Regions from separate parts of the Homo sapiens genome. Here region 1 is linked to region 2. The links are chromatin contacts, found by Hi-C or POLR2A ChIA-PET in ENCODE. All regions are on one chromosome and are shown on one strand. The core of a region is the stretch at or near the end of the contact, and the rest is flanking DNA. Distances in the headings are between cores, read along the strand shown. Region 1 holds the start of RERG (RAS like estrogen regulated growth inhibitor). Region 2 holds the start of LINC01489 (long intergenic non-protein coding RNA 1489).

Evidence for each region. A loop is a pair of places that touch in the nucleus more often than their neighbours do. ChIA-PET counts read pairs that join two places held with the same protein, here RNA polymerase II (POLR2A). Pooled maps may share reads with other maps.
Region 1: a loop to region 2 is called in a map of IMR-90, with 8 times the contacts of the local background. The contact joins the promoter of RERG here to the promoter of LINC01489 in region 2. A Hi-C loop is called at or near these places in 58 of 168 maps with a recorded cell type or tissue (A673, B cell, CD4-positive, alpha-beta T cell and 36 more), 25 of 37 single-sample maps with no recorded cell type and 46 of 50 pooled maps. POLR2A ChIA-PET finds 5 or more read pairs at or near these places in 2 of 52 experiments (CD4-positive, alpha-beta T cell and naive thymus-derived CD8-positive, alpha-beta T cell).

Annotation. Positions count from the first base shown.
Region 1 is chr12:15,218,573-15,222,927 of GRCh38, forward strand. It overlaps RERG (RAS like estrogen regulated growth inhibitor), which reads right to left and starts at 2,845. Exons shown (of 5, transcript NM_032918.3): 1 at 2,623-2,845. LOC124902886 reads left to right here and starts at 2,096. Exons shown (of 1, transcript XM_047429948.1): 1 at 2,096-3,406. The coding sequence starts at 2,673. The coding sequence ends at 2,990.
Region 2 is chr12:14,999,246-15,004,275 of GRCh38, forward strand. It overlaps LINC01489 (long intergenic non-protein coding RNA 1489), which reads left to right and starts at 2,588. Exons shown (of 4, transcript NR_120466.1): 1 at 2,588-2,661; 2 at 3,690-3,790.

The DNA.
Region 1 (4,355 bases), core at 1,595-4,094, 220 kb after region 2:
AATTAGGAGGAACTATCTTTCTAATATTGAGCTCTAAACTGTCTCCCTGCGGCTTCTACTCATTTGTCCTCATTTCTCTCTATGAAATAACTCAAAACAAGTCAACTTTTTCTTTCACTCAGAACCGTTCAAGGATCCTAGCATCTAGTAGGACCCTTTGCTCCATCCTAGGCTTCTTTTTTCTAGGAACATGAGGCCCAGCCTGTCCACTTGTTCTTCCCGGAATGTACACTCTCGTTTATGTTTTTTTGACCTTCACTCCCTTTTTCATCATGTGCATTGCCTCCTCAACATCTTAATCACTCTAAAAGCATGGTGTCCACTGCATTCCACTTTGAGATATGACCTGACAAACTGACCCGGTGTAAATTCCCTGAGATTTTCACTATCGTTAATCTGCCCACCATGGTTATACTGTAGCACAGCCAATCACATTAAGCCTCACATCTTTTACACGGACTGCAGACCCCCTCATTCCGAACATTTGCAATCAATGGCTTAAACCTAAATACAGCACAGCACTTTTACCCGTGTTAATCTTAATCACACCAGTCTGCATAATTCATTCCATTTTCAAGGCAGTAAAGATGTTTTAAACACAAATATGTTATCTAAATGTGTTAAATGTTCCTGCCAGATTTTTCCATCTATAAATTTTTACAAAGAGCTTCTTGAGAGAGAAATTAAAAAGTGAAAATCCGCCTGAAAAAGTATTTCTACAAAGACATTATCATGTAATTGTTTTCTTCCTTAGGTATTTAAGCTATCATCCTGTACCTAATAAGGTTTTGTATTTGCTGATTTTCAAAGTGCCAGAGCTTCCTCTGAAGGAAGGAAAAATCAACATTAACATTAGCTATTGTTTACTTCATCCTCAATAATGACAAAGTGTCTAAGTAATCATTATTAGCAAAAACCAGAAGCTTAAACATCTGCAATTTGTCCAGTCCCATATTTTTGGCTAAAGATAAAAAGATTTCCTTATTTGTCACTTTAGATGCATTCATTAAGAAAAGGCCCTATGTTTTTAAGGTTCAGGGCTTCATCACAGAAACATAATATGTGGAGATATATTAACTATTTAAATTATAAATGAGAAGAGGTGCTGGCAAGTATTTCTTTGAAACATTGAACACGCAAGTGTCTGCAGCTAGTATAAACAATAATTTTGTTTCATGCAAAACTGTTCATATACATGGATATAAAATGCAAGTAATTATCTGTCTGATTAATGTTTCATGAAAGTAGCCATCAAATGTGATTTTAAAAAAATGACAAGTCACATTTTTTAGTAACTCCCAAATGGCCCCAGAGGCATAGGAATTTCACATAAGAAAGAGAAATTGTGTGGGCTATTTTTTCCATTTATAACCTAATAAAGATACAGCTGGTTATTGTCAACCTAATTTTATGTTTAGAAAAATCACTTAAAGGAAGACACAAAACTGACAGGAGTTCTTCAACATTTTATTTCTCACATGAAAATGTGAAAAGTTACATTTGACAAGATAGAAAACAAAAATAAATATGTAAATTGTTGTAATAAGTAAACTGTTGCCAAGTTTCTGATGTTCCAAATAATTCATAATCTGAGAGCTTCCATACGTGGATCTAAGAAAATCCATTTGTCCTAATGTTCTGCTGAAATATTCTGAGTAGGGCTGAAATTTGCCATTCACTTTTTATGTGGATGGTGCTTATTAGGACAAAAACATCTCAGCTGCTATCACTCTAAAGGTAAAATCATACCTATTTAGTTTGAAGGTGTAGGTTTTTTTTTCCCTAAACATAAATTAAAGGAAAAAGGAAAAACGCTAGCTAAAATCCTGTATTATTAGTGATGCATTCATTGATTTATTCCACACTTTCACGCTATGCACATACAAATAAAAGTAGTTCCCTTCGAAGAGCTTACACTCTGTTAGACCTATGATATTTAGATAACTGTAACCTTATTTACTTACTTATTTAAAGAAAGTTTTCATTCCTAATAAATCATTCTCAAGGCTATATTTATCAAGGTTCATGCTTTCTACTTCCTCTTGGGGGTGGGGCAAGCAAGCGTCTTTATAAGGTAATCATGCTTGGAACTTCTGTTTGCATGCGCTCATCAAAATCAAGTGTAGCTATTTAGGGAAGCAAAGACCCTAGTCTAGGCCTGGAAATGAGATTCTCTTCTTTTTTGGCCTCCCCTTCTCTGGTTCTGAAATCAAGTTTTCCTGGTCTCATTACTAGGAATTCTTCCTCTTCTTATCACTACGCAGTACCCACAGCAAACCAGGATAATTGTATAAGCCCCTTGGCTATTTAATGTTGCTCTGAACTCAACAGGTATCTTGCAAGAATAAACAAATCCATTGTGGACTGCAAGTCACTTGCTTTCAGGCTAGGGAGAAAATGCAGCCTTAAGTCAAAAGGGCATTTTCCCTCTCAGCTAGGAGAGCCCTGTCAAGATAGGCTGCTGGTGTTCACATCTCCCTCGCAGCGAACCCCAAAGCCGCCCTGGGAGGAGAACCCGGTGACCAAGAGGACCGACTCAGAGGCCGAGCGCGCTCAGGGCTCGGAATGGGTCTGCAGGAAGTCGTCCCGAAAGAGCTGCCTGGACACGTGCGTGACACTCACCTGTTCACACTCTCCAGGCCAGGAGAGCTACGGTCCTCTGCAAGTTCGGAATGGGTCCCCCAAGATCGCGAAGCCCTCCCACACTGCGCAGCCCAGGCTTCAGGTTGCGTTTGCGAGTTGCTGGGCTGCGGTCGTGGGTGGGACTCGCCGCAGAAGCAAGTGCCAGTGGCCCGGCGGGGGTCTCCTCACTCGCGCTCGCTCCGACTAGCGGCGGAGGGACTGCGGCAGGACGCGAGCTGAGCCCGGCCAAGGCCGCTGCGCTCAGCGGCCAGGATGCTGCAGTGCGGCGCTTCGGCGCCCCCTACTGGGGGCAGGGGCAGGCTCCTCCCGCCGCGCTGCCTCCCAGGCTTGCGAGCTTGGGTCTTTAACGTGCTGCACCCAAGACGGGCTTCCCTTTTTCACTGGTTATTTCCAAGCCTCCAGGCTCCCACCGAAGGGCGGCTTTCCTCGGTCAAAACCTTGCCTAAGAAAGCATCACTACGTGGTGTTTTCTATTCCTTATTTCAAATGATCCTCGCAATATCTCTTTGAAGTATCTTTAATTATCTCCATGATACCCAAGAGGAAACTGAAGGAGAAGGTAACGCAAGGCTAGTAAATGGCTGGAATGAAATCCAGACTGGATTGGGAACTGAGAGATGCTAGGAAAAACAAACAAGGAATTCAATTGAAATTCTATTCATATATTTGAGAAAGTTCCAAAAGCTTCTCGTCCTCCTTACAGGATCAGCATTTATAGGATTTGCATTGGAGTCATACTCCATTATGCTCAGACCCTAACAAAGACAATTAATATGCGAGCTGTGCTGGACCTGCTTTCATATCCCTCATCTGATTTGATTTTTACACCCTCTCTTCATGTAAGAACTAGTATTATAATTACTAGCCTTTCACAGATGAGGAGGTGAGCTTCAGAGAGGCTAAATGATCTCCCAAAAACTGAAACATCTGAGCAAAGAAGCAGGAGGCACTTATGTTATTGTTTTTCCCTTATAAATCTGGGTATTCTTACCAAGATACCAAACGGCTTCCAGAAAACCAGTGTTATATAGAACAGACAGGGGCCTAGGGCAAACTGAACGATCTGTAGAATGTCATCAATGGGAAGGGAGGTAACCATGGAGGCAATTTCCAGAGTCCAGACTGACCTGGAAGGTCACTGCAGCCACGAGTGAATGGCTGAATGGAACAGCTAGATCTATGGCAAAAAGAGGAGTTGCCTAGCTGAGCAGGAGCTGCCCTGCTGGTTCTTTGAGAAAGCTCAAACATTGTATGGTTTATGAGTTTCCTGATCACTAATGTACCCCTCCCTCCACACCACATACATCTGGATTAGATGCCTCCCTCTGTATCTCACAGGACCCTGTGATCTTATCATTGTGTTTGTGTTGTACTCATTTCTGCCCCTTAGTCCTCTCCATTAATCTGTGAGCTCCCAGAAGCCAGGAATGTACCATGTGTGACTTCTGTATTCCCAGCATCATCCATACAGTGTGTATACCTACAGCCTGGCATATAGTAGGTAGTTAAAGAATACCTACTGAATTGAATGAATTAAGATAAAGAAGAAGTTGTGATAGGATATGTTTGAGCTTTTTTACATACTGGATTTAGGATAGACCATCCAGTAAGAAATTGAATGTATGGGGCTGCGACATTTAAGAAAGAGGCCTGGAAAAGAGAGAGACTTTGGTGTCTTAGCATGCAGAAGATCTTTGAAGTCTGGGATGGGA
Region 2 (5,030 bases), core at 1,338-3,837:
GACTTTATGTGTGTGTTTCTGAACTATTGCATTGTGTTCTGGGAAGCACAGGACATAAATGTCTGCACCCAATCCAGCATCTTGAACAACTTGACAGCTTTCTTTTGATGTTAAATTGTTCTATTTCATTAGTGCTCATATGGTTTTCCGATTCTCACAAAATGCTCTTTCCTTCATGTTCTTTATGATGTTGGTTTCATGTAATGGAAATTATTGTACATCTACTTTTTAGAGTAGGAATTTACAAAGGAAGTTGGAGACAGTTTCTGCTCCTTCCAATCAATAAATCAAGGGCTAACTGAGGACCTCCATCTGCTCTGGAATGTAATATGCACTTATTAAGTGCTGTACAAGAAGACCACAAGAATGAAGGGATCAGGAATGACTTTTGGGTAGCCAATCACTAATGTCTGCCCTATTATTTCATAAATTGGCAGCATACTTTGAGCAAATAAATTCTTAGTCTTACAGATTTTTCTCACAAGTGTTTGCCAAGGTAGTTCATTGATTGATATTCATTCGCTTATTTATTCAACAAATATATTAAGCCTTACTCTGAGTCAGGCACTATGCACAATGTTAAGTAATGAAAACATGGCCCATTCCCTTAAAGACCTTCCAGTTGAGCCAGATAAACTGGCACAAAGAAAGCCTGAATCATTCTGAGGTTGGAAGGGAGCCAGAGAAGGCACATTATCTGCCAGGCACTGTCTTAGGTTTTGGGAAACAAAGATGAAAGAAACTCTTAGTCCAGTGGAAAGAGACAGATAAGTGGGATAAGGGATCTGATAGAGGTACCTGTTGTCCTAGTTCTTCTATTACTACTTCAGGACTATGAACCAGGTTGAGGGAATCATTGCTTTTCTTATCCATTTTAAAGGAGAAATCAGCTGTTTTGTACATGTAGCATCTTAAGCAGCTCAAAGTTCAAAGCTCAGGCCTTCAGAAACAATATTATTTGTTATCTCTTCAGGCTTTCCTTAGGCTTTGGTACACACACACACACACACACACACACACACACGCACACATACTCTTTCCTCTACCTCTAGTTCTGTGTATCTGAAGGCACCATCCCTTCTTTCTTCACTTCACCTCTCAGATTTTTTCAATATATTTCCTTATGTCAAAATTATCTTTCATATTTTAAACTCACGAAGGAGTTTCACGACTTCTTCACCTAATGAATACACACCTAGATCTGATATTCAGTTGATACGGCCATATAGGTAGTTCAGATATTGATATTTAAATGACGGGTTAATAACTCCTGTCATGATCCCCCTAGGCATCCCCCATATCCCTTCAACTTAGCCTCTTCTCACAATTAGAAGTTAATGGGCTAATGCCTAACACTGCATCGGACTTCTAGGACCTCACCTATTTATTGCCCATGCCTTATTGATTATTAAACATATTTAATATCTCTTCTGAGCTATTCACTAAGTACAGAGTTTGCAAAACTCAAATGCCTCCAAAGGCAAGTAGGTGATGGAACTGAGTGAAGCCAGCTATGTGAAACCAGAGATTGTGCCACACTTGGGAAAGCATGCGTCACTTTAGAGGTCATTTACATACAGTGGCCAGTATTATTAGATTTTCAGAAAAGGAGTGAAAAATGTTTTAATGTTAGGTATAAGAAGGAACATACTGAGAAGTGTGGTTTTAAAAAATCCCCATCCCCAAATAATTAAAGCTTCTATCCACAGCATGATCATCATTTCAGTATACATAATCTGCAGCTGCTGCATGGCATTTAAATGAAGGATTAGTAAATGCATGCTACAGCCTCAGTTATTTTTCTAACATAGGTCACCACAAGAAATATGTACACAACAGGTTTGATTTATATCCTCAATATTTCAGTAGTTATGGTGCCTTGAAGAAGCAAAACAAATTGGAGTCAAGACATTTGTAATATTTATTTTGCCTAAAGTAAAAAATATGACAGAATTAGAATAACCATCATTTGAAATTATTTCATTCAGGCAACCAACTATACGCTAAGATACAAGTAGGTGATTTTCCCCTGAAGTTTGAAAAGAAGGACCAGTCTCTGAAACATGTCCTCTGGTTTTCTACTTCTCCCAAATATCTTCTCTTGCAAAGTTCATCATTAAAGCTCTTTGAGGATTATTTCAGACCCCTACATGCTATGTCTGGGACACAAGAACAGTCTTAAAGAGAATGTCCTGAAGCTCATCCACCTCAGTGTGCAGGGCTGGAGCTCATGTATATGTACTTTGGCTCTCACCAGAAGTGGTGAATCTTAGGGTTCTGGGTCTTATTGTTTTAAGAGATATGATGTGAGCCAGGCTGCTTAGTATGAACCACCGACAGATGAAATGATGGCTTATGAAAGAAAGTTAATGTAAAATATTAGCCCATGTGAGCTAGCATAATCAGTTGTTTTTATTAAAATGTTATGTGTTTGTTGCATTAGGAAAAGGAAGTGGATTGGATACCCCTTTGTTCCCACATATCTTCAGTCTTTTTACACTTAGCACTACCGGCTATTTTTAGCATGCTTGTTGTCTGCCTATCCTGTTACAACATCACCTCCACAAGGACAGGGAATTTGCCTGTGTTGTTCACTGTTATACCCACTCCACTTCCTAGGAAATGCCTAGAAATAGAAGGAACTCAGTAAATACTTCCTGGGTGAGTAAATACATGAGAAAATTATTTGTGTGCATGGATAGTTGCAAAGATCACTATGGCATAAGCAGAGGCTTCCCCACTCGGGTTACAGCAGTGCGGTTCTTTGTTTGCAAACTGCAGTTACCAGCTGAAGCATCTGCTGTGATTTTTTTTTTTAATCTACTTCAGTTTACTTGAAGGGTTTCCTAAGAAGACAGTGTGCTGGTTTATGAAGCTATTGTCTCTCTACTTCAAACCCACCTTTCCTTACTCAGCTTTATGGCACTGGGGCTGGGATGATAGGAAATAGAGTTTTGGCTGCCTGTGAGGCTTCTCTGAGAGGGAGGCACTGGATGCTTGCTGGAAGGCTAGAAAGGGAGGGAGGGAAGGAGAAGTCCCTGTTCCTGGCAGCGGCATCCGCCAGCAACAACCGCCCTCTCTTGGCAGCAGCAATTGGTCTGGTTCTAGTCTCCACCTTCTTTCTACACTTTTTCTGCAAAGTTACCCATAGCAGCCAGGCAGTGCCCTCTCCTCAGAGATCTGGTCCGAGTCTGACAATGGCTCTGCCGGGCATCTTCTCTGATTAGGGCAGCTTTCAGACAGCTGATTGCTCATTAGGAACACCTGGGACGGAACCGCAATTTCTTCCCTTTATTCTACCTTCTCTATTTAGCTTAGCCAATTCCTTATAACTGATTATAATTAATTTATAATACATTCCATCTGTTATAATATGCTTTCTAGTTTCCTGACCCGGACTCTGATGGATCATGTTCTTTATCCTACAGCTATGTGTGTTTCTGCAAATTCTATATTTCAAAGCTCTTAACAATTCACAAACTTGCAGGACTTCTTTTAATTTAATTTAAAATGATAGTGGGGTTTCTTTTAATTTAAAAATGTTTTTCTGTTGGTGGGTATTTAAACACATAAAACAAATAGAGATTTACACAAAATACAAATGCTCCAGTCTTACTTATCAATTTTTAACACATTTCCATCGGATTAATGTTCTCTTACTTTCAAACTCCCTCTTTTTAAAAATGCAGAACAGAAACCCCAATCGTTCATGAATTCTCAGAGCATCCCTTTCTGTGATAATAGAGTGGAGAAAAACTTCCTGTGGGTCTGCAATCCTATCCCCGCACAGGTAAAATACTTCTTTGTTTTTTCATGTGGAATATTTTGAGCAGTTTTCAGGATGTTCCAATCTCGACAGCCCACTCGCTTGTCCCTGTGGCGTCTGAGGGGATGCTGACACATGGAGTTTGAGAACCACACTTTAAGAAGTTGTTCTTTCCTGTGGGGCAGAATTAGGGCAGCTTTCCGACAGCTGATTGTTCATTAAGAACACCTGGGGTGGGACCAGAAGGAGGACAGAAAGTGCCATCTGAGATTGCAGAAATTCTCTTTAATTTCACAATTATGCCCATAGCAGGCTTTCTGTGGCAGAGTTGTTGACCTAAGGTTCAGAAGACAATCTGACTTGGCTAATGACAGCATTTTCTCATGATCTGCAAAACATGAAGAAATGATGCAGTGGGAAGGTTGAAGCCATCGGTATAGTGAGTTGCTTGACCTGCAGAGAAGTCATAAGTTCATTTATCTTCCTCTCAGCAATGACTTAAACTCCTGTCTATTGAGTGCCTCCGAGGCGCAAGACAGGATGCTAGGCACTTGATTCTTCACACACTTGTGGAGTAGGTATTATAATAAGAGCACTGATCACCAGTCTTGAGCTCATAATTAAATGCCCCACAACTAGAATGTGGTCGAGCTAGTCCTTAGTTAAATCTAGGGGTAAAGTCTGGTTGTTTTGACTTTTTTACCCTCCTTCCACCATAAAGCATAACATATTCTCACATGGAAACCTGCAGGGCAATTCCCCTGCTTTACATTAATGAGGGACAAATACGATTTGTGTCTTTTACTGTGTCTAATCTCCCACGGTTCTCACAGCTTCTTTTAAATTTATATGACTTTTCCATTTTCATAAAAAGATAGGATGCCGTTTCTTATCTTTTTGGATCAATGTTATGGTATCAGTATTGATTCTTAAAGAAGTCCTTTAGAGGTTCAGCTCTGAAGCTATTGATCATTCAAAAGTTCCTCCTTTATTTAATTTTCATGTCACTTCAGTCTTTGAAACTTTAGGTTTCACATTTCCTCTGTATGTAGCTTTCCAGTGGAAGACAGGGCTTTCTTTACTGTATTTCTAAAATTATGTAATTTGGGGGTACTTTATTTGGCAAACATGGATAGAATATTTATATGTTTGTGAACAATGTGCAATTCTTATCACAGTGTTACCTAAAATAGCTAACATAAAGAGTCTAATTTATAAATAAGAGAAATTGAAGCTTAGGGAGTTAACTGTTCAATGTAATTAA